2 separate regions of the Homo sapiens genome follow, and region 2 is linked to region 1. A link is a loop called in an ENCODE intact Hi-C map of the cell type or tissue named here. Cell type or tissue: GM12878. All regions are shown on one strand. Links, peaks and the distances in the headings refer to the core of each region. The heading gives the core; the rest is flanking DNA.

The links. Peaks named below come from ENCODE experiments on the same cell type or tissue, not always from the same donor. Only the 100,000 strongest peaks of a DNase experiment are listed, where the experiment ranks them.
Region 2: it touches region 1 in a loop (4-fold over the local background); 4 of 110 quality-filtered maps call a loop at or near these places.

What each region holds. Positions count from the first base shown.
Region 1 is chr2:222,685,260-222,697,512 of GRCh38, forward strand. It overlaps MOGAT1 (monoacylglycerol O-acyltransferase 1), which reads left to right. Exons shown (of 6, transcript NM_058165.3): 2 at 3,085-3,263; 3 at 4,006-4,210; 4 at 9,103-9,277; 5 at 9,830-10,029. Among named protein-coding and RNA genes, the nearest start is that of MOGAT1, 20 kb to the left of the region's middle. RefSeq lists a silencer at 3,352-3,554. In GM12878, for the core only: CTCF peaks have their summits at 5,513 (motif pointing right) and 8,820; a DNase peak (open chromatin) is centred at 5,551.
Region 2 is chr2:222,050,883-222,063,135 of GRCh38, forward strand. No RefSeq gene overlaps it. Among named protein-coding and RNA genes, the nearest start is that of CCDC140, 240 kb to the right of the region's middle. RefSeq lists an enhancer at 1,968-2,729. In GM12878, for the core only: a CTCF peak has its summit at 6,541 (motif pointing right); no DNase peak of the experiment used is centred there; H3K27me3 peaks cover 120 bases.

The DNA of each region.
Region 1 (12,253 bases), core at 2,262-10,261:
GTTATTATAACAGTGGCTCACATTTGATGAATACCAGTTCTGTGCCAGGAACTGTACACCCTCATGTTATTTATTCCCTTTGTGGCATTTGGAAACAGGAGCTGTCATAAGCCCATTTTACTGGCAATGGAATTGAAGATCAAGAGCTCATAGAATTTGTCCCGGGTCAGGAAGCTAGACAGTGGCAAATTCCAATTAGCAGTTCCATTCCAGACCTACATCTTAACTATTATACATGCAAAACATGTAATGAGCATTAAAGAGATATGCAGCATGTATAGAAAATAAAAAATAGACGTTATCTAGTTACCTAGTTTTTATAGTGTTTTCTTCTTCTTCTTTTTTTTTTTTTTTTTTTTGAGAGGAGTCTCTCTCTTGTTGCCCAGCCTGGAGTGCAATGGTGCGATCTCGGCTCACTACAACCTCCGTCTCTTGGGTTTAAGCGATTCTCCTGCCTCAACCTCCGAAATAGCTGGGATTACAGGCACCCACCACCACACCCCACCAATTTTTGTATTTTTAGTAGAGACAGGGTTTCTCCATGTTGGCCAGGCTGGTCTCAAATTCCTGACCTCAGGTATCCACCCACCTCAGCCTCCCAAAGTGCTGGGATTACAGTCACGAGCCACTGTGCCCGGCTGTGTTTTCTTCTTTTGATGTAAAACATGTAATGAGCATTAAAGAGATATGCAGCATGTATTCAGGTAGCCGGGGTTCGGTTAGTGAAATATTGAATTAGTAGCTTGGGGACATTATTTTTGGATCTGTTCCTGGCTCACTCTATGATTAAAATTAGGTCAGTTTGCTTTTGGTGTCAGTTTTTCCATCTTTGTAGAAAGGAAAACAGAACCTCCCACTTGCCTGCTTCTTTATGCTTACGAACCTGCTTAAGCACCTGTAATAAGTTAGTCTACAGTGTTATTACCATTAGCTGGAGGATAGCGTGGCTTTGTGAAAAAGTGCATGGATTTAAGGATTAGGCAGATCCAGCTGCAAATCCTTTGGACGCTCAAATTCCCTGAGCCTCAGTTTCTACAACTGTAAAATGGGGCAATAACGTGTACCTTGGGGTTTCAAAGAGGAATAAATGAGATGCCCTATATACAGTGAAGGATAATCGTTCTCCACTCAATAACTATTCTTTCCCTGCCCTATTTCACTGTAGCTTATCTGATCAAACTTTGAGTACAAAAGAATGAGGCCCACATGTTTCCTGTCATTTTTTTGCACATCTTACCAAAATAAACAGAAAACTAACCAATAGTGGCAAATCATCAGTACTCAGATCTGGATAGAAGAAAGCAGAGGAAGCAAAATGGAATGATCCTGGTAGGAATGAGGGCAGAGGGCACTCTTTACAGCATGCTTTGGACTCATGGAAGCTTTTCTGGTGGGTCCAGAAGGTAACAGGATACCCCACAGAGGTGTGGAGGACACATGCTACCTTAACCTTTCATCCAGTCTTTCAACCTTTAACCAACTCTGGAGAGAGCAGCAAGTCAGTTTCCTGACTGGGTTCAATGATATATCTGAGAAATTTATTGATTTATATGTATCAAGAAATATAAATAGTCCAGGTGCTGTGGCTGACACCTGTAATCCCAACACTTTGGGAGGCTGAGGCGGGTGGATCACTTGAGGTCAGGAGTTTGAGACCAGCCTGGCCAACATGGCAAAACCCTGTCTCTACTAAAAAATACAAAAATTAGCTGGGCGTGGTGGTGCGCGCCTATAATCCTCGCTACCTGGAAGGCTGAGGCAGGAGAATCGCTTGAACCCAGGAGGCAGAGGCTGCAGTGAGCCAAGATTGCACCCATGCACTCTAGTGTGGGCAACAGAGTGAGACTCCATCTCAAAAAAAAAAAAAAAAAAAAAAAAAAGAAAGAACAAGAAAGAAAGAAAAAATATATATAAATGTTGTTTTTGGTAAAACATGTATGTCAGTATATATGTATATATTTCAATAACAGATTAAACGCTATTTCTCAGATACTTTGGTGGATCATTTGGGGACAGGGTTGTCTTTAACAAAGTTGATTGGCAGTAGATAAGAGTTTGGGGGTGGAAATGAACCCTAGATTGGAGACTGCAGTGTGTTATAGAAGAGAAAGCAGCAACGGCATTCCTTAAAGTCATAGTAGCTGACATTTAGTGAAGATTTGCTATGTGCCAGGGTTTATGTCTTCATGAACATTCTCTTGTTAGCATGTTTCTCTTTTCATAATTTTTTAATTGTAGTATATAACATAGACATTTAAAAAATGTATAGCTGAGCTTCATGTGTTACTTGAAGGTAACCATTCTTGTCACTACAACCCAAGTCAAGTTTTGACAGTTTTTGCCCCGTGTATTTTGAAGCTATGTTATTAGGTGCATAAACAATTAGGATTGCTCTCTCATTATCACATGTTGCAAGAAGTGATGCATGCTAAGATCTGAAGAGTCCCACCTTTGCTATTTCTGTCTCTGACAGTAGAGTTCCTGAAAATGAAGTTTGTTGCTAGAATGTGCCCTCTTTGTGGGCACATGAATAATGGCTGCTTGGTCAAGGTAGGAAGATGGAATTTTCTGTAGTAGGAAATTCTCTACATCCCTCCTGTCGGTGATGATTCTTCCATATGTTCACATAGGGGAGCCAATGTAAAGCTATGACTAAGTAGTTAGACCTTAACATCAGACAGATCAACCACTTATATGCTGTGTGGCTTGGGCAACTCACTTAACCCTTCGATAAGCTTCCATTCTCTCTTTTTTAAAAAGAACATTATGGCTCAGTGTTTCCTCTACCGATTCCTTCCACCTCCCCCTTCAAAAATAAAGAGTACTGTGGCTACTTTATTGGTATGTGGCTATACGACGATTAAATAAAAATACCTTGGCAGGGTCCATAACACGATGCTTGGCATATAGTAAACACCCAATAAATGTTAAATAATACTGTGTCATTACTGTCTTGTTATATTACCTTACCTGAACTGAGGCTCAGTTTGACATATCTTATATGTATTAATCCCCCTGCCATGGGCCACTGCAGTGAGCAGATACTAACAGACTGATTCCATGAGACTTTTTCTTTTCTTACAGGGCCGATGTCCATTGGAATCACTGTGATGCTGATCATACACAACTATTTGTTCCTTTACATCCCTTATTTGATGTGGCTTTACTTTGACTGGCATACCCCAGAGCGAGGAGGCAGGAGATCCAGCTGGATCAAAAATTGGACTCTTTGGAAACACTTTAAGGACTATTTTCCAATTCATGTGAGTACAGTTGTTTTATAAAGTATTATTTTGATTTAGGAGAAGAGTGGAAATTTGTTTTCATCACATATATCTCAAGCTTCTTTTTCAGAGGGGATGTCTTAGTCTGTTTTGTGCTGCTGTAACAGAATACCAAAGACTAGGTAATTTATAAAGAAAACAAATTTTTTTCTCACAGTTGTGGAGGCTGGGATCTGGCAAGATACCAAAGATGCTGGCATCTGGCAAGAGCCTTCCTGCTGCATCAGCCCATAGCGCAAGGTAGAAGGGCAGGAGAGGGCAAAAAAGAGCAAGAGGGGGTTGAATTCATTCCTTTATAAGGAACTCACTCCCAAGATAACAAACCCACTTCTGTGATAATGGCGTTAATCCATTCACTCTGCTTTCATTCCTAATTACCTCTCATTAGGCCCCACCTCCCAACACCGTTGCGTTGGGGATTAAGTTTTTAAACACTTACTTTTGAGGGAAACATTCAAACCATAGCAGGGAGAAAGGCTGCAATTTGGTTCCAATTACTAAATGAACTGTAAGCTGACTTGACAAAATCTAGAAGGCTATATATAAAGGGATCTGGGCTCAGAAGATAGTTTAGAAATTTGGAAACAGCTCCAACCCAGGGAACAAAAATGAGTCATGTTCTCCATTTTCTCTTGACATAAAAACTAGTCCTTTTGTTTCTCATTGGAAAATAATAAGGGAAGTTTCTTTTTTTTAAAATCTCAATATGAATGTGCTGTAGCTTATCAAAACTCAAGATTTGGATCCAAGTCACAACTATATATTTGGGTTTCACCCCCATGGAATAATGGCAGTTGGAGCCTTTGGGAATTTTTCTGTAAATTATTCTGACTTCAAGGACCTGTTTCCTGGCTTTACTTCATATCTTCACGTGCTGCCACTTTGGTTCTGGTGTCCTGTCTTTCGAGAATATGTGATGAGTGTTGGTAAGTGATGGCAGATCACTGTTTCCACAGTGCTTTGGGGTAGCAGGAGCACACAGAACATTCCCTCCCAGGCCCATGTGTGTTTATGGTCTCTTAGAGTAAAACCTGTTTTATCCTCATCTGGCACTTCCTATGGTGTCTGGGTGTTTCCTGCCCTCCCCCACTGGACTGTAAGTGGCAGAAACACAAACTGTGTCTTCTTTTCTGTTCCATCCCAAGTATCCAGCATGGTGCCTGGAACATAGAAATGTTCAATGAATATTAACACAATGATCAAATAAAGTAATGAATGCAGTTTGTGTATTCAGATGTAGAAAAAGAAATCAGGGATCAAGTAAGTGACAAATCACACCCTTGGAGAGGCACCATGCATGCTGTTACGAATACTAGAAATGGAAAATGTCTTTCATTGTGTCTTGAAGTAACAGCAGTGATAAAACTAAGCATATTCAACTTGCTGTCTTCCTAGATGAAAAATAACTTGGCTCAGAAATAAGAGTCCAGGCCGGGCGCGGTGGCTCACGCCTGTAATCCCAGCACTTTAGGAGACTGAGGCGGGCAGATCTCTTGAGCCCAGGAGGTTGAGACCAGCTTGGGCCACATGGCAAAACCCTGTCTCTACAAAAAATGCAAAAATTAGCTGGGCATGGTGGCACACATCTGTAGTCCCAACTACTCAGGAGGCTGAGGTGGAAGGATCACCTGAGCTTGGGAGGTCAAGGCTGCAGTGACCGGAGATGGTGCCCCTGCACTTCAGTCTGGGTGACAGAGAGAGACCCAATCACAATTAAAAAAATAAATAAAAAGAGACGAGGGCAGTGACTCACACCTGTTATCTCAGCACTTTGGGAGGCCGAGGTGGGGTGAATCACTTGAGGTCAGGAGTTCGAGACCAGCCTTGCCAACATAGTGAAACCCCGTCTCTACTAAAAATACAAAAATTAGGGCATGGTAGTGGGCGCCTGTAATCCCAGCTACTCAGGAAGCTGAGGTGGGGGAACTGCTTGAACCCAGGAGGTGGAGGTTGCAGTGAGCCAACATTTTGCCACTGCACTCCAGCCCGGGCGACAGAGCGATACTCCGTCTCAAAAAAGAAAGAAAGAAAAAAAAGAATTGTTCATGGTCCTCTAGACTTTTATTACGTCCTATTAATCTCTCAAGTCACTACTGTCATTATATACCTGGTAGCATATCACTAAGCACCCAGGTACCAGAATTCACCGCTGAGTTTTCAGGTTGTTTTCAAAGTCCAGCCTGGTCCCGAGGGCACACTAGAGGGCGCACTAAACCCTCCAAGCTACCGGAAGATCCGGCATCTGGCCTGCAGAGGGTGCACTATCCCCCTCTTAACCACCGAAAGTGGGGTTGGGGGGGAATTACTTCTCTTCCTTGTTTTGTATACATTGTGTTAGAGTTTTATAAAAGGAAGACAATTACAGAGAAAAATGTTTAAATTTCACAAAAGCACAGAAACATATTTAAAGTGTAATGTTTGCTTATTCAAAGCATTGCCGCAGTGAGTTTGAGTCGTATAGTTAAGAGCAGGTTTGGCAAATTCATGGACAAGAGATGTAGGTACCCCCTTCTCCATAGCCTTATCAGACACATATACTCCATCTTAGAGTCTTTCTCCGTATAGTGCCCCTACAGCCACTGCAGTTTACTAGAGTTGGCTTTGGAGAGGAAAGCTGTTTGCAATCCCTGGTTTCTTTTTATTTATTTATTTTTTATTTTATTTTATTTTATTTTTTTTGAGACGGAGTTTCGCTCTTGTTGCCCAGGCTGGGGAGTGCAATGGCGTGATCTTGGCTCATTGCGACCTCTGCCTCCCTGGTTCAAGTGATTCTCCTGCCTCAGCCTCCCAAGCAGCTGGGATTACAGGCTTGCACCACCATGCCAGGCTAATTTTTTGTATTTTTAGTAGAAACGGGGTTTCACCATGTTAGCCAGGCTGGTCAAGAACTCCTGACCTCAGGTGATCCACCCAGCTCGGCCTCCCAAAGCGCTGGGATTACAGGCATGCACCACTGCGCCCAGCAATCACTGGTTTCTGACATCATGAATAGTTTTCTGTGGTACAACCTTCAGTTCCTTAAAAGGTAAATAGAAATACTCAAACTTTCAGCCAGTGGAGGTTTGGACTATCCTTGTTTCTAAGTCTAAAGAATTATCTATACTTCCCAGAACCAGCTTCCTAGGACAGCCCTTGGTCCAAGGCTGCCCCTCTCCACTGTGCCTGCCCAAGCGGCTGCCTCTCTGGGTGTGAAAGACTGACAGACATAGGCACCAGACCTCACGTAGTAAGGAACCATAGGGCTTCAGAGGGCCTTTGTTGACAGCAGTCTGTTTTGCTCTTACCCAATAGGATTCTGCATCTGTAAGTCCTTTTAAATCCCACCTCCAACCCATTCCTCTTGTCCCATTTTGGGTGTATCTATACCTATCAGGTGTCAGCCAGAGCCAACTGCGTTTCAGGTTCATACTTCTTTCTGTTTACCCCTTAAGGCTGGACAGGTAACAGAATCAGATCACAACAGCCTTATATACCATACAGAGGACTTTCGATTTTATTTTGTAGATAAGCCATGGGGAACTTGGAGGGATTTTGAGCAAAGGAGGGATCTGATGGATTTGGTGTGATAGAAAGATAATTCAGGCAGCAGCTTGGAACGTGGTTACAGGCAGGTAGGCCTGGAGACTGATGATGGAAGCGGCCTGTTGAGTGATGAAGGGAGAGGTGATAAGGGCTATGCTAACAGTGGCAATGGCACTGGAGATACAGAAGAGGAGATTAATATCAAAAATATTTGATACAGTCTCTAAGACTTAATGATTGATTCATCCTCATGAAGTCAGTAACTATTTTGTCATTATTATCAATACTTAGCCCAGTACCTGGCCAGTAGCAGGTGCTCAATAAATGCTTTTAAATGAATGAATGATCAGTCAATGTGGTGGCTAAGAAAGGAGAATGTGGCTACATATGGAAGAAGCTGTGTTTTGACCAGATAGATGATGGTCCCATTCACCTTGATAAATAATGTTGGAAGAGGGACAACTTTAAGGGAGAATTTAATGCATTCGGTTTGGAGACGTGTAGTTTGAGGTGTCTTAGAGCTGTCACTGTAGAGCTGTCAATTGGGCATTTGGAGATATGGGCCTGGAACCTCAGGAGGAAGATCTCCTGACAGATGGATTTGGGAGAACTCAGCATACATAAATGGTAGTTGAATCCATGGGTGTAGATGAGGTTAGAGGACAAGAGAGATAAGGAAGGACCCCTAAGAAATAGCAGCATTGAAGGATGGCCTGAAGACAAGGAGCCTGAGGGAAAACGGAGGAGTGGCCAGAGGCAAGCTAGGAGAGCCAGGGGTGTGGAAACCCAAGAGGCCCTCTTCCTGGTGGAAGAGATGCACCCAACTCTCACTCAGGTTCACACAGAGCAGAATGGCATGTCTTGACCTCAGTGAAGGTTCAAACCCATCTAGGCAGGCTCAGGCTCTCTACCTCTAACCCAGCATCCTCTGCCTCTTAAGAGGGCAGTTGGTCATTCAGAATCCTGTCATAATTCCTCCCATAATAGAAACCCAGAGTAAAATTAGCATATCATTTTCTTCAAGTGATGAGATATGCTATGTCTTTATAAAGACTGTCTAACACTTTCTGTTATGACTAAATAAAAATGGATAAAACCCAGAATGGAAAGAAACATAAGACATTAAAAAGTGATTATTTCTGAAATGTAGTTCAAGACTGGTTTGTATGTTTGTCTTTATTCTTTCCTATATTTTCCTCCAAGAGTATGTAGAACATGTGAAATCTGAAAAGGAATCTTTTAAGTTATTTTTACATGGGAAAGCCTGAAATACAGACCGAACAATTATCTAACTGTTTTAAATGAACAATTTACCAAAGTCAGACTATACTTATTGGAAACATGTAGAGATCTGGCAAGTGATCTAGGTTGTCAAATGTCTTGTTTTTTTTTTTTTTTTTTTTAACCATTTTGTATTAGTTCATTTTCACACTGCTGATAAAGACATATCCAAGACTGGGAAGAAAAAGAGGTTTGAAAGACTTACAGTTCTACATGGCTGGGGAGGCCTCATAATCATGGTGGAAGGCAAGGAGAAGCAAGTCACGTCTTACATGGGTGGCGGCAGGCAAGGAGAGAGCTTGTGCAGGGAAACTCCTCTTTATGAAACAATCAGATCTCATGGGACTTATTCACTATCACGAGAACAGCATGAGAAAGACCTGCCCCCACGAGTCAGTTACCTCCAACTTGGTCCCTTCCACGACATGAAGGAATTGTGGGAGTTGCAATTCAAGGTGAGATTTAGGTGGGGGCACAGTCAAACGATATCACATTTATATTATAAATCCAGGTTTGGAAAATAATGATCCATATAGAATATCTGAAAACAGGCCATTATATATTCAGAAAATCCACTGCAGCCTCTTGGAGAATATACTTTTTGGTTCTGTGTAAAAATTCGCCATGATAAATATCAAGGCCACCACATACAGCTGTGCAGGTTGTGCACTGAACAACTCCAGGGGCAGGGGATCCTTTTACTTAGAATGCAATATAAATGGTGTCCTCTAGAGTTCAGTAGTGCACAACCTACCTAAACAAACAAGTGGTAGACCTAGTAATGACTGAATGACATTTTAAAGACCTAGCCCATTACCTGCCAAGATGTTAACTTATTAATAGAATACATTACTAAAGATTTGGCTATGAAAAATTACAAACTTACAAAGTGCTCCAAAGGTAAGCAGTGTAGGAAATTTTGTTAAATGTTTACTATTGTCATGGAATATTATGATAAAACATTGTAATATTGTTAGAAAAGGATAACTAGTTACTTTTTGTTTTATTCACTAAGGGCTGGTTTCAGTTTCCAAGAAAAGTGTGTCCTACATGGTAAGCAAGGAGGGAGGTGGAAACATCTCTGTCATTGTCCTTGGGGGTGCAAAAGAATCACTGGATGCTCATCCTGGAAAGTTCACTCTGTTCATCCGCCAGCGGAAAGGATTTGTTAAAATTGCTTTGACCCATGGGTAAGTGGCTTTTTGTATAAAGTAGGGGGTCAGAAAAGTTAAGACATTATTAAACAAACCACGAAGAAGTAAGGTGATTTTCTAGCCCTTAAAGACCTCCTCCAAATCGATCTGACAGTAAAAGCAGGTGTGGATGTTCTTGGGGAATGGAATATGACCTTTTTACTACAGTAGCTCAATGCCATGACATTCAGCAATTAAACTTAACTCTAAAAGCAAAACAACGAGAACAACAACAAAAACCAACATTCTATATATACAGTGTAATTTTCCAGCCAAATCAACAGTGGCCAAAGCTATAGATAAAAGAGAAGTTTCCTGGAACCCTAATTTTCTATAGAATAAAATCCTGTCAATGGCTAGCCTGCTGAAATTCCTCCCTAAAGAATGTCAAGTTTAAGACAGTTTCAATGAACGTGAAGTTAGCAATATAGGAAGGCTTGGGCACATTTAAAAAATTTTTCAGAAGTTGTTGCAAGAGTCAGCTAAACAGAATAAATTATTTGAATCCTTTTCATTGAAAATTCTCACCCGTCCCCTTTGTTATTGCAGCGCCTCTCTGGTCCCAGTGGTTTCTTTTGGTGAAAATGAACTGTTTAAACAAACTGACAACCCTGAAGGATCATGGATTAGAACTGTTCAGAATAAACTGCAGAAGATCATGGGGTTTGCTTTGCCCCTGTTTCATGCCAGGGGAGTTTTTCAGTACAATTTTGGCCTAATGACCTATAGGAAAGCCATCCACACTGTTGGTATGTACATAAAATAACTACAACTATTAGCTTACTTTAAGCAATGTTTCTTGTTATTGATTGAGGTGCTAATGCAAGGGAAGTGGCTTTGAGTAAGAACTTCCTGAAACAATAATCCTGTAGATGTTATTTGAGTTTTGTTTCTGGTATTCCTTTTATTTATGAAATGACTACATTTTCCACTAGAATAGGAATTGATTACTTTCAAGAATACTGCTATTGCACTACAAGTAAAATCCAATTTTCAAAATAAAGTTTCTAATACTCTATAATGAATCTATTTCTCTGTGCCAGCCAATTATAGCATAGCAATTCTTTGATGACAAGTCATATCAGAGTTTACAGATAGATGAACATTTCTGTATGATAAGTGTCCTCATTATGTTCAGTTCACATAAGCATCAGTTTCTATAGCAAAAGCTTTTTTTTTGCAGCTAGCTGTTTTATATATATTCTGCTATTCTGCTATAGACTTATTTTTTTTTTATTTCAGTAGGTTTTTGGGGAACAGGTGGTGTTTGGTCACATGAATAAATTCTTTAGTTGTGATTTCTGAGATTTTGGTGCACCCATCACTGGAGCAGTGTATACTCCACCCAATATGTAGTCTTTTATCCCTCACCCCTCTTCCACTCTTTCCCCCGAGTCCCCAAAGTCCATTGCATCATTCTTAATGCCTTTGTGTCCTCATAGCTTAGCTCCCACTTATGAGTGAGAACATACGATGTTTGGTTTTCCATTCCTGAGTTACTTCACTTAGAATAATGGTTTCCAATTCCATCCAGGTTGCTGAAAATGCCATTATTTCATTACTTCTTATGGCTAAGTAGTAGTCCATGATGTTTATATACATATATCACAATTTCCTTATCCACTCAATGATGGGCATTTGGGCTGGTTCCATATTTTTGCAATTGCAAATTGTTCTGCTATAAACATGTGTGTGCAAGTATATTTTTCGTATAATGACTTCTTTTCCTCAGGGTAGATACCCAGTAGTGGGATTGCTAGATCAAATGGTAGTTCTACTTTTAGTTCTTTAAGGAATGTCTACAGTTTTCCCTAGCGGTTGTACTAGTTCACATTCCTACCAGCAGTGTGAAAGTGTTCCCTTTTCACTGCATCCACACCAACATCTATTATTTTTTGAATTTTTGATTATGGCCATTTTTGCAGGAGTAAGGTGGTATCGCATTATGATTTTGATTTACATTTCCCTGATCATTAGTGATGTTGAGCATTTTTTCATATGTTTGTTGACCATTTGTATATCTTCTTTTCAGAATTGTCTATTCATGTCCTTAGCCCTTTTTGATGGGATTGTTTGTTTTGTTCTTGCTGATTTATTTGCATTCCTTGTTGATTCTGACTCTTAATTAGACTCATTTTATTTTAAAAAGCTGCATGTTTGGGAGAATCCAGTTGAGGGAGGAGGGTGAAGACCATGTTGATAAAAATACTGAGGAGTTGGCCAAGTGTGGTGGCACACACCTGTATTCCTAGCACTTTGGGAGGCTGAGACAGGAGGAATGCCTGAGCCCAGGAGTTCGAGACCAGACTGGCAACAAAGCTGGACCTCATCTCTACTAAAAATTTTAAAAATTAGCGGGGCACCATGGCATGTGCTTGTAATCCCAGTGCTTTGGGAGGCTGTGGAAGAAGGAGCACTTGAGCCCAGGAGTTGGAGGTTGGAGTGAGCTATGATTGTGCCATGACACTATAGCCTGGGTGACAGATCAAGACCCTATCTCAGAAAAACAAAAACAAAAACAAAAAACCCAGGAGCAAAGTATTTAGCTCCCTCAGATTGGAAGAGGATTGGAGAGCTAAAATGAGAATGTGCTGAGCCAGGCACTAATAGCAGAATTACTAAAACTATAAACATATTATGAAGCTGGAAGTAATATGTTCACCATGGATAGCCCATTAAGTAAAATTCAAATATAGTCAAATATTGTTTTAGGTCTGTTTTGCTAGGCTAGGATTTTACTACCATCAGTTTATAAGTGCTTTCCATTTAATATGCAATCACATGACATTATTTTTCCCACAGTAATTACGTTTATTATTATTAAATCTTAAGTATCTGAAAGGTATAAATGTGGGTCAAATGGAAGAAAATAGGAACTGAAATAAAACTATTGCAGACGCACATGAAGAGTGACTTTTCTGGTTTTCAATCTCTCTGAAGGGAATATTGAGGAGAGTAATTCTGATATGGAAC
Region 2 (12,253 bases), core at 2,739-10,738, 630 kb before region 1:
CACCACATTGAAGATCACAGAGCAAGAACCACAGCTATTACTCCATGTGCCTAAATCACTTCCCAAAAGCAAATACATGCAACTTCAAAAAAATCCCATCGCATAAAAATACATAAGAACTTAATCAATACTTAAACATTGGGTAGTTACTAGATGTTTAACAAGCTCATAATAAGTACTCAATAAATGTTTGTTCAACTAATAAATAGGTTTGACAACTGGGAATGCTGAGATGTAGCTTCTATTGCTGTTACTCACAGCCACACAGCTAGATACCTTAGGGGTGGAACCGGAACGAAACTCTCTTGGCTCCAATCCAGTAATCTTCGTACTAGAGGAAAAATCTTTATTAAGTTAATATTGATCAACTTATAACAGCACAAACTTCTAAATCAATTTTTTTACTGGGCTTTTATCTCTAAAATTATTGAAGTTTTACCAGTTTGGGGAAGTTAATACTGGCTACTTAAGTACTTAAGCACTTGGTCAAGAAATAGGCTATATGTGTAACTAAATTCTGCGGTAATATTGGGACAGGAACCTGTCCAATACCAAGAATGTATAAACATTTTTATCATGTAAAAGAATATTTAAATATTAATATCACAAAATCTGAACCTTTTTCATGTCCTTGAACCACACAGTAGAAAAGGAGTATACAAAAAAAAAAAAAAAAAAAAAAAGAGCCAAGTAGGGGAAGAGAGAAACAGACACAGAAAGGAGATTGAAAGCCAAAGAAACACCTTTGCAATTCTCCAGAAATTAACTCTGTCCCTCCCACCTCATCACTATAGAAAAGGAAGCTCTAAAGGAAGCCTATGGTTCACTCCACTGCTCTTCTTGAAATAGCATTAGGAGAGATACCTAATGTAAGTGACGAGTTAATGGGTGCGGCACACCAACATGGCACATGTATATACATATGTAACAAACCTGCACGTTGTGCACATGTACCCTAGAACTTAAACTATAATTTAAAAAAAGTATTAAAAAAAAGAAATCTCCAAGGGCTGCTAAAAAAAAATACAATTCCCATTAACGTGCAAACACCAGCTGTGTTGGGCCTAACACTCTTTTACACTTTAATTAAAAGGAACCCCTCTAATCAGATGATTTGATTGCCTTGCTACTTAAAGTGTGGTCCAGGAAGGACCAGTAGCATCAGCAGCACCTGGAAATTTATGAGAAATGCAGTCTGTCCCGCACACCCCACACCCACTGATGCGGAATCTGTGGTTTATCAAGACCCCCAGGTGATTCACATGCACAGTGACGATCAATCAACTGACACTGCTCTCAGCTGTTGTAAAGTGGCAGCCTTGACTGGTACAGACAAAAAATCATTTTGGTTCCCAAAGGTCTTTAAAGAAGGTGTGGGCAGGGAGCCCTTCAGAGCATTGGAGAAGGTGCCAAAGACCAATTTGCCTTCTTAGCTTTTTCCTAAGGATCCAGGGGCCTGCAAAACTCTACCTCCACCAAAATCACCTGAGTATGCAATGGATTGCTAAGGCCTGTGAGGTTCATCTGACTGTGTTGAAATATAGATGATGTACACACAGAACATGTACAAGAATTAATGTAACTGAAACCCCTGTGATTGACTGATCAACTGTAGTGTTGGGCAAGGGACATTATGCAACTCTCCAAGGCACCCAAATTACAGCCAAGGGGCACCCAGGCATAAGGAGAACCTGGTTCTTGTTGTGTTACTGTGAGTGTATGTCAGAAGCTCTGATGAGTATGCTTACACCCTCCACACCACGTAAAAATGCAGAATTGTGCAATTAACTAGAGGATGAGGATTGAAAGATGCTCCTACTCTGAACAATTGAATAAACTATTTGGTGTTTCTTAATCCACTGAAACAAAAATTGCCTAAGCAGTATCTTTTTCAACATAATTACCTATGTTTAAGATTCAAATAAAAACAGTTACTCCAAACTTTACAATATGCCCTTCCTTTCTGCCTCCTCCTCCTCTTGCTTTTCTCTCCTCTTCCTCTTTCTCCTTCTCCTTCAACCTATCTGCTTGTGAGCCTGACTGTCATAATTTTCTGATAGCTTTAATTGTATGTTTTCCCTAAGATGGAGTCTAAACCTCAAGGGTTAACTGCAGTAACGTCTTTCACCTGTGGAGGGGCACTGACGCGCAGCAGAACCGAAGCAGGCTTTGGGCAACCAACCTCCCGCTGGGCAATTTAACCAGAGTCACAATTAGAGACCAAGAGATCTGTTGTTGGGTCTGGTGCGGAGGGAAGAGTGCTCTAATTAAGTTGGGAGCGGCTCAGAAGGAGCAGAAATAGGCAATGATTCCAGAAGAGGGGAGTTCCAGGAAGCAGCCAGGAGGGAGGGGTGGGAACTCTGATTGCATCCTGGAGCGAGCAACTCATAAAACCCCGAACCCTGCCTCCAAGGCTTTGCCCCAAGGAGCTTCTTAAAACAGAGCCAGAATTCACTTCATTTAAAAGAATAGCTCAGCATGTAGCCACTAACTCCCTCTAGCAGAGGAAGCCCCTTGTTTCTCCCTGAAGAATGCAATGAAGGTTGAGCTTCTATCTTGCCAATTACCCCATAATTAGAACAGCTGATGGCATACTGAAGGGGGTGCGTGTGTAAGTGTGCATGCCTGTGTGTTTTGGGAGAGGAAAATCACTCTTCACCCAAAAAGAAAGCTTGAAAGGATGATGCCCATAATTTGTTCATTATCACCAACCCACTCCTTTGTAGGGCAACATGCTTTGAGTTCGGAAGTAAATCTAGATCCAGTCCTATGCATAGGTACCTTTGTAAAGAGGACATGAAGCCAGGTATTTTAGATTGAATTCTGGTTTCTCAAGTAATGTTTAGAAATGAAGAACTCCCTTCCCATTTAACTTCCTTTAACAACAGTCTGTGCCTGCAATGCCAAACTCTCAGTTTTAAATATTTAGTCCTGCTGAACCTGCATTTATTTGTTTTTATTTTTATTTTTATTTTGAGACAGGGGTCTCACTGTGTTGCCCAGGCTCGTCTCAAACTCCTGATCTCAAATGATCCTTCCACCTCAGCCTCCAAGAAGCTGAGACTACAGGCATGAGCCACCACAGCCAGCTAGACCCACATTTTTTAAAAAAAATTATTTATTTTGCTCATCCTTTAGACAATACTTTTTTTTTTAATTTGGTGTGTGTGTGTGTTATTATACTTTAAATTCTGGAATACATGTGCAGAACGTGCAGGTTTGTTACATAGGCATACATGTGCCATGGTGGTTTGCTGCACCTATCAACCCATCATCTAGCTTTTAAGCCCCACATGCATTAGGTATTTATGCCAATGCTCTCCCTCCTCTTGCGCCCCAACCTCTGACAGGCCCTGGTGTGTGATGTTCCCCTCCCTGTGTCCATGAATTCTCCCTGTTACACTCCCACTTATGCGTCAGAACATGTGGTGTTTGGTTTTCTGTTCCTGTGTTAGTTTGCTGAGAATACGTATGTTTATTGCAGCACTGTTTACAATAGCAAAGACTTGGAACCAACCCAAATGCCCATCAGTGATAGACTGGATAAAGAAAATGTGGCACATACACACCATGGAATACTATGCAGCCATAAAAAAGAATGGGTTCATGTCCTTTGCAGGTACATGGATGAAGCTAGACCTACATTTATCAGATAATTGTGAAGGCAGCCGAAGAATCTTGTCCCCATAAACATGCTTTCTCTCCTAGAGATCTCCAGTACCTCATGAGCTATAGAATATACATGATTTCTAATTATATATAAAGCCAGAAAAATATTGAAATGTGATGATATGCTTTTGGAGGGGCATTTAAAATCTTATGAACTCCCAATTGACAAAGGAAAAATGACCCATACTTAAATTTGACTTCTTTCCTAGTGTTTTTTCTAGTCTTTTCCATGGTTTTTTTTTTTCAGGATTTTTGAATAAGACATTTCAGTCTTTGTAATAAAACCATCAACAGTATCTCAATCCAAATTTCTAACAGTTTACATTCTTAGGAATGTGTGCTTTATTAGACTCATAAACAGTAATAATCGTGATTGCTACAATTTCGTGAATGCTGGTTCTATGCTGGAAACTGTACTAGGTGCATTCTATGGTCTATTGCTAATCCTTAATCACCACCCTGTTTGGCAGATGCTATCATTCCCATATTAGAGAGTAAGATAAAGTTAAACAAGGACTAGAGCTATTTCCCTAAGGGGGAGATGAGGCATTAACCATGCCTTTTCGGTTAATTCCACAAGTAAATAATACTAGATACTCAGTGTCATCATCTCTACAGATTTATTGCCTTCCTTCTGTGGACCAACCTCTTTTCTAGATGTTCATAAACATTGGCTTATTTAATCCTTGCAAAAGTCTCAAGAGATGCCTCTAATTCTCACCAGGGTGGGGGTGAGAAAACTGAAAATCAGCGATATGCTCAGAAATGGCAAAGTTAAGAACCTAACACAGATTTTTTTATGTCAATTTCAATGCCTTTCCACTAAAATCCGATTGCATCCCAGACAAACAAAAATAAGAAAGTCATACTCACTTTTGTAATGTGGCAGGAGCAGCCTGTTTACTGCTGTGCCTTCACTGTCAAAAGCATGCCTGAACTTTTCCCAGCAGGCAGCTGAAAGTGTAGCGGAATTATCAAAGGGGTGCCATTAGCAAGAACTCTGTTCGAATCTGCTGCGATGCAATAGCTTAAGGGAGTGGGTTGTTTATCCCTTAAGGGAACTTAAGGGAGTGGGTTGTTTATCCCTTAACACTTGTTTCTCTATCAGCCAAATGGACATTCTTACCTGTCTCCTCATCATCTTTGGAAATTAAACTCCATGAGGGCAGGGACTTTGTTTATCTTGTTCACTCCTCTTTTCTCAAATGTTTAAAACATACAATACACTTAAAATATTTTTGTAGGGAAAAAGAACATGATTCACAGGTTTTGTAAAGATCAGATGAGTTCATATGTATGAATGTTCTGTTTATTCTTTCTCCCTCCCATCTGAGAGATTAACCTTCAAATTAGGTTAGCTTAGTCTTGTAAACTAGATCTGTCTACACATCTAGATATGGATCCTTCTTGACTTCTAAAAAGCCTTATCTTTTAAGTACAGTTGGAGAATGCCTAAAGCTTTGGGATTTTTAAGATTCAGTGAGTGAAAAACAATTACCAAAATACTTTAATTTGCTTTCTAGCCACTTCATCCATATGACTTTGAATCGAACACTTAAAACTATCTGAGGTTCTGAGAGTGGGGATGCTATTACACTCTTAAGGTTATTACAAATATTAGCCTAAAAGTATAAAGAATATTTTTTCTAAATGAAAAATACTTGTCAAAGCATGCTTGTTAATCAAAACTGCTGTCAGTCTAGATTACAAATTCAGATCATTTATCTTAATGATTTGGCAAGAAGTTTTTAAACTTAATAATTGCATTGACAATAATGATGAGAGCTAATACTCACTGAGAACTTCTAAGGGCTGAGTGCTCACTCCAGCACTTTACATGTGTCCATTCATTGAAACCTCACATCTCTCCTGTGAGATGGGTGTCGTACATGGGTAAGCTGAGGCACAGGCAGGCTAAGTAAAAGATACAACCAGAAAGTAGGGTTTGAAGCCAAGCAACTGGATTCAGAGACTGAGCTCTTAACTACTAAACTGTGTGTGTTTCAACTTCATGATTGAGCCATCTCTTTAGATCAGGGTTCTCTACCTTTTCGCAGATGAACTCCTTCATCAGTCTAACAAAACCTATAGGCTGCCTGTCAGAGTAATGCTCATAATGCTTTAAATAAAATACATAGGATTACGAAGAGAATAAATTACTGTGAAAATAGTTATTTAAATGTTTTTAAAACTAAATGTACAACAAGATAACATATTTGCTTCTTTATTACCTGTTAAATAACAAGAACTGGTGTGAGGGTCTGATCATTGCTGTTATTTAGTAGATGAATAGCATATGTAATGACATGAAAATGTCTCATTTCTTTTGGTGTCGAAATCTCAGGTATTGCTAACACTACCGTGGTTTGCAGCTGACGTTCTTGATTGAAGGAAATGCTAAATTTCAGATTTAGAGTAGTGAAAATAAAGATGTAAATTTTTCCCATCCAAATTTCTGGACCACTGGATTCTGTCCTGCTCTTCTTGAGCAGACCTTCAGTTCAGTAGCCTAACTTTAGAACGTGTTTATTGTTTCCAGGTAACAGAAAACTCTCACTGGCATACTTTGAAATAGATGTAGGTTTTCCTTTTGAAATATCATGGTAGTTTTAACTTGGACTTTGTTGAAACATGACAAATTAAAACATGTCAAAGGGCTTATTTTCTATATAGAGTGCAACTCTTTTCTGTTTAGGCTTAACTATCAAAACTAATTTCAACTGTTGCCACATCACTTGAAGTTCATTAATTAGTGAATATATGGAGATATAAACTCAAGCCAGCCTAATCTAAGAACTGTAATTTAGCCTGCTTGTACATTTCTGTGATACTACAGTACAGTTCTCGAAAACAATCTGTCTTTATTCTATACAACCACTAGATGGCACTAATTGTTTGCTAGTCCTCTTTCTGCCCAAAATTCTACTCCCCCCCTCCACCCTCCATTTCCCACCCCCAAATTGAGAAAGGTTTATCTGGCAACTTTATCCACAAAAACTAAGCGTTGACATATCTTTCTGAAATAAATTAAAGCATTTTTTTCATTCCGTTTTTATCTTTTAAAGACCATTACATCATTTTGTTCTTTCTTCGATTCTCCAGGGGGTTTTTCAAGTCCATTAGAACTTCAGCAATTCAAAATGTTTCGCACCAATTAGAACTAGCTTCTTCAAAACATGGTGTGCTTTTCCAGCAAATGCATGATCCATGGGAAGCCTTGCTTCCTATCTGGGATGCCGGCAACAGAAGCATTTTTAGAGCAGCAAAATTATTGTGTTACATGTCTTCCTGTCACAGCAGCTAGATACTTGTCCTCCACTGCTTCAGAGAAATCACATTTATAGGCTGGTGCATCAGTCCTGGGTCATAAATAGGACAAGGGCTGCACTCAATAAAACATTGGACCAACACACTTCTCAGTGATATGGGATTGGTGAGAAGCATTTTTAAAGGAGTAATAAAATGTAACTATGTTTTAAAACTGTCTCTTGAAATAAGCACATTCTTACATTAGCATCTGAAGTAATGTACTAGCAAGAAGCACAAAAAAAGATATATTTCCAGGAGTACTGAAGTCCTACTGTTGTATTTCTTGGTGTAAAACACATACCACTGTGTTAATTTTCATAATTTTGTATATTGCATGTAGTGTCACATACAATGAACCAATGAGTGCAAGCTACTCTATTAGTCATTTGGATCCAGACGAAGGAATCAGATTGAATGGTTGTCATTGAGGAGGTAGTATCCCCATTCTCTCTGCCTCTGATAGAAATCACCATTGGAGCTGTGAGTGACAACCCTACCTCTGAGCGTGGGAAATCTGATTGTTCATTGTAAATATTTACACCTCCATTTACCATCCAAAGCCAAACATGTGTTTAGCTTCCCCCATTCTAAAATTTCATCGCAGAATCGATCAACCTTCAAAAAGGTTTATTATATCTCCTAAAGTTATGATTGTCAAGAATACAAGACTCCTAATGACATGGATTTTTTTTCCAACAAGAACAGGAAAAAAAGCTGGGTTGGTGGGGAGCAGTAAATTCTCAAAGCTCAAGAGGCTATTGTTAATATTTGTACCACTCTATTGATTTGGGGCAGAGATGTATGGGTCCATGCAGGGGAGGGCAGCCAGAGGAAAAGAGTGGGCTGGCATCAGCCAAAACCCAAAAGAGCTTACATGAATGAAATGAGGCTAGATCACAAAAGGAGTTTGTCTTGTCTCCTGGTTTTCCTGTGGCTGTGTTTATCTGCTTACTGTTGGAGGAATATATATATCCACATGGTATTTGAAAAGCCTTGGCTTTTGTGTCTAATATTCCTAGCCAGTGTGTCAAGTCCCAGAGCACCAAAGTTCATGCAGTTCACCATTGGTTGCAGGTGGCGTCCCCAGGATTCTCTAGCATGGCTCTATGGGCTAAGAGAGAGACTCTTTCTCCAGGGCGGGGAGGGGATGAGGGTATCAATTCCAGAATGCACTTGGCACTCACTCACTGTGGTTCTTTGAAACATTCCAAGAGCAGTTTTCCACAGAGTGAAAAGAAAGTAAGAAGCCAACTCAGTCCCTGGAAATGGAGTGTTAGGGAAAAAAATAATGCTTTCCTGTTCTAATACATTTGTCTTCCTAAAAGCTTCTTTTTTGTACTTTTTTCCAAAAAATTATTATCTTTAGATCTAGATACAGGAAAAACATTTTCAAAGATACATTTGGTTAAGTGCTTTTTAAGCATTTGTTTGGAATTAAGTCTGACATTCTCTTTTTCTCAGATTGCCCTACAAATTAGCACAGAATTATTGGCTTTTACCCAGAGAAAAAGAAGTGGAAAATAATAATAATGGTATGAAAGTATGGACCAGAACTCTGAATCCTGAAAGAGTTTACTTATTTTCCAAGAGAAGGGGTAGGGTGTAGGCAATAGATTTCGTTTGTGTGTGTGTGTGTGTGTGTGTGTGTGCGTGTGTGTGTGTGTGTGTGTGTGTGTTTTATACATGCCATGTAAGAATTATTTCATATTTCGGCCGGGCACGGTGGCTCAAGCCTGTAATCCCAGCACTTTGGGAGGCCGAGGCGGGCAGATCATAAGGTCAGGAGATCGAGACCATCCTGGTTAACACGGTGAAACCCCGTCCCTACTAAAAATACAAAAAAGTTAGCCGGGTGTGGTGGCGGGCGCCTGTAGTCCCAGCTACTCGGGGAGGCTAAGGCAGGAGAATGGCGTGAACCCGGGAGGCGGAGCTTGCAGTGAACCGAGATCGCGCCACTGCACTCCAGCCTGGGCTACAGAGCAAGACTCCATCTCAAAAAAAGAAAAAAAGAATTATTTCATATTTCAAAAACTTTGTTTCTTTGGAAAATCAACCTTGTTGGAGGTAGACGCACCTTTTCCCAATACTTTTGAACATGCCCACTAGTCTTTTCTTTTTCTGGACTTTTTCATCTGGCCTGCTTATATAATTAGACTACAAATCAATCAGTACAGCTCTTGATTTTCTGCAATCTTTAGCTTCAGGCTCTATGATGATATAATGATCTCACCACATTCTGCTTAAGCCAGACAATTGGATCTGCCATTTACCTTAGTGTGCCAGGAGGTGAACATGTACTACATTTCAGGAAAAACAGACCGATTTGTTCAGGTGTGAGCAGTGGTTTCTTAACCGCCAAAGCATTCCAGTTCAACAAGATGTTCCAGGAAAATATAATTTTGGAACCAGTTGGTTCAGCTCTAGGTAGGAGAGGCTGCTTAATTACTCTCAGGTGGTCTCCAGCAAGAACAGTGTCTCAGCTTCACAGCAACCAAAACCTGCCTGCAGATAGGCAGGCCTTACCCATAAACCTTCAAGGATAAGAGATGGAAAGTGAACTGGGCCAGGTCTACTTCACGACAGCAGTTACTGGAAAGTGCCAGAACTAAATCATGGGCAGAGAGGGAAGGAGGCACTAGGTGGAGGGCATGGTAAAACAGAACCTGATGTCTCAGATTCCCCAAGATCTTAATCAGAGTCACTCTGTGCTGTTTTACTGTCTGCATTCCTACCTTTCTCCAGCCACTTCCCATTACTTTATCTCCCACTTGAAAAGGTTTCGTTTTTTCATAATCTGAAGCAGTTCTACGGATGAATCCAGTCCAGTTTTTTGAGCTGCGGGTCAGGTATGTCCTGAAACCACTTTCTCCCTCATTCTACTTCACGCAAACGTAAACAACGCAAAGGGCTGCAGGAGAGAGACACCCCGGGGAAACTAATCTTGTGACAAATTTGCTTTTCTTAGTTGTTTTCCAAAAACTTAAATTCCAAAGTTTTCACTGAGCTACATTCTATTAAAAAAACAATTCTTTCCCAGCCGTGTAACTGAAGTACATCCTACCCTGGAAAAAGATCAAGGACTATTAACGGCTAAAGAAGATAATTTCAGTGCTTTGACTTAACAGACAAGAGGCCATCTTCCTGTAGGGCACAGAGGGAAACCTAGTTTATGCAGGTTTATTTGTTCATATGATGGCAAAAGAGAGAAACCATCTCAATTTACAAGCTAAGACAACTTAACATAGAGATCATGAAAAAAACACAGTTTGGGAAACGGTGGGAAAGAAGTTAAAATCTATGAGCAGAAAAAAAAAATGAGTTGTAGCCAATGGCCAGGGTTTTTCATTAAGCTAAATCATAACCAAACATTAATAGGGATCAGAGCTAGATCCAAATATTAAATATATCAGTAATGATAACCAGTGGTATATTAATGACATGTCATTAATGTAAGAGGCAGTGGAGAAAAATGCTTATAATATAATGTGATCTTAAAAGCAGAATGCATCTTTGGCTAGAGTCACAGAGTGAAGAAAAAGAAAAATTAATTTTAAAAAAGCAGAATGCAATTTAAAGACTACAAAATGACATATACAATATTACTTTGACAATCGTAAAAGATTAATATGAATAAAGACAAAATGGAATATGCAAAAATAGTAATAGTTGTTACGTAGACAACAGAATTAAATATTTTTTCTTCTTTCCAATATTGTCAATTTACTTCACATTTTTAAAAGATTAACTTCCAAATCAAAGAAAAAAAGGAACCAAGAAGATTGTGCAAATCGGAAATGGAAGTCACTGCCTTATCAGAAAAATGCCATAATCAAAACAGTGTATCTTCGTGGAAGGCCCAGCTGCAAAAACACAAATCTAACCTCAAGACTATCAGCTTATTCAGGTAAAGTCACTGATCAATTTGGGCCAAAGCATGAGGCACTGGTTTTAGTTACTCAACTTGAAAACCATCCCCAGGTTATAGGGAAATGAGAAAAGGGACGCTTAGGCTCCTGAAGAAAGACTTGAAAAGTTAAATATGTTTCGTCTGGAAAAAAAAGACTGAGAGGTGATCTCATTTCAGTGTTTGGATACCTGCAGCAGATATTCCAGGCCCAAGGATGTGACCTGTCCTACTCACTCAGAAGCAATAGGAAACTGCAGAAGGAAAGGGTTACATTAGAAAGATTTCCCCTCAAAGATAATTACATGTTTATTCCAGTTTTAGTCTAAGTGACAGGATTACAGTTCCTTCCCCATCTGTAATCCAGGGAGAATAATGCTTGCTGCCTAAGTTTTAATGGATATAACATCTGTAAAATACTTTGAGCTCTTCAGATGAAAGATGTCACGTGAGTGCAAGGAATTATTGTTATTATTTTTGTCTCCTGCCTTCCCTATTGGTATAAGTTTCTTTGTGACATTTACAGGACCCTCCAGTCAGCCAGCTGCTCTGTAACATATCATCTCAGTGATATTTTAAATCCTTCACGTGGTTCTGATTGTACCCAGAACAAGAGCAGCTTAATTGTTAATTGTTTGTCTTGAAGGATGTAGAAGTAGTCACAGCACCCGTTCAGGGTTAGGGGGTCAAGGTTTTTCCTAACATCCACTTCAGGGCTTATGTGCTGGCCTCATAGCGGTGGCACGGTTGATGGATCTTGTCTTTCTATTCATTTCCTTTGAACAACTGTCTGACGGCAGAGCATTGAACATATAGCCCTCCTCCACAATTTCTGTTTTTTAAGAGTCTGCATTCAGCTTCAACTAACATCTAGGGAGTGCCTCTTCAGTGTGTGCCTGGCACTGTTCGCACACCTTCGACATGCACTATCTTGTTGTTTTTTTAAAAATAACTGTTTTCAGCCAGATGCAGTAGCTCATGCCTGTAATTCCAGCACTGTGGGAGGCTGAGGCAGAAGGATCACTTAAGCCCAGGAGTTGGAGACCAGCCTGGGCAACATAGTGAGACCCTGTCATCACACACACACACACACACACACACACAGAGTAAAATAATTTTTTTCCCTACTAAGTAGCAACATGTCCATATTACTTAAAAAATTTGGAAAAGGCAGGAAACTTTAAAGAAGTAAAAAAAAATAAATGAATAAAAACCTGTATTCCAGTAATCAGAAACAATTGCTGTAGACATTTTGGTGTATATATTCTTAGTTTCCCTTTCTGTGTGTGCACACCTATGCATGTTCTTTTTACCCACTTGCTGTTATTTCATAAACTTTCCCATATTTTTAAATTTTCTTCACAAACATGA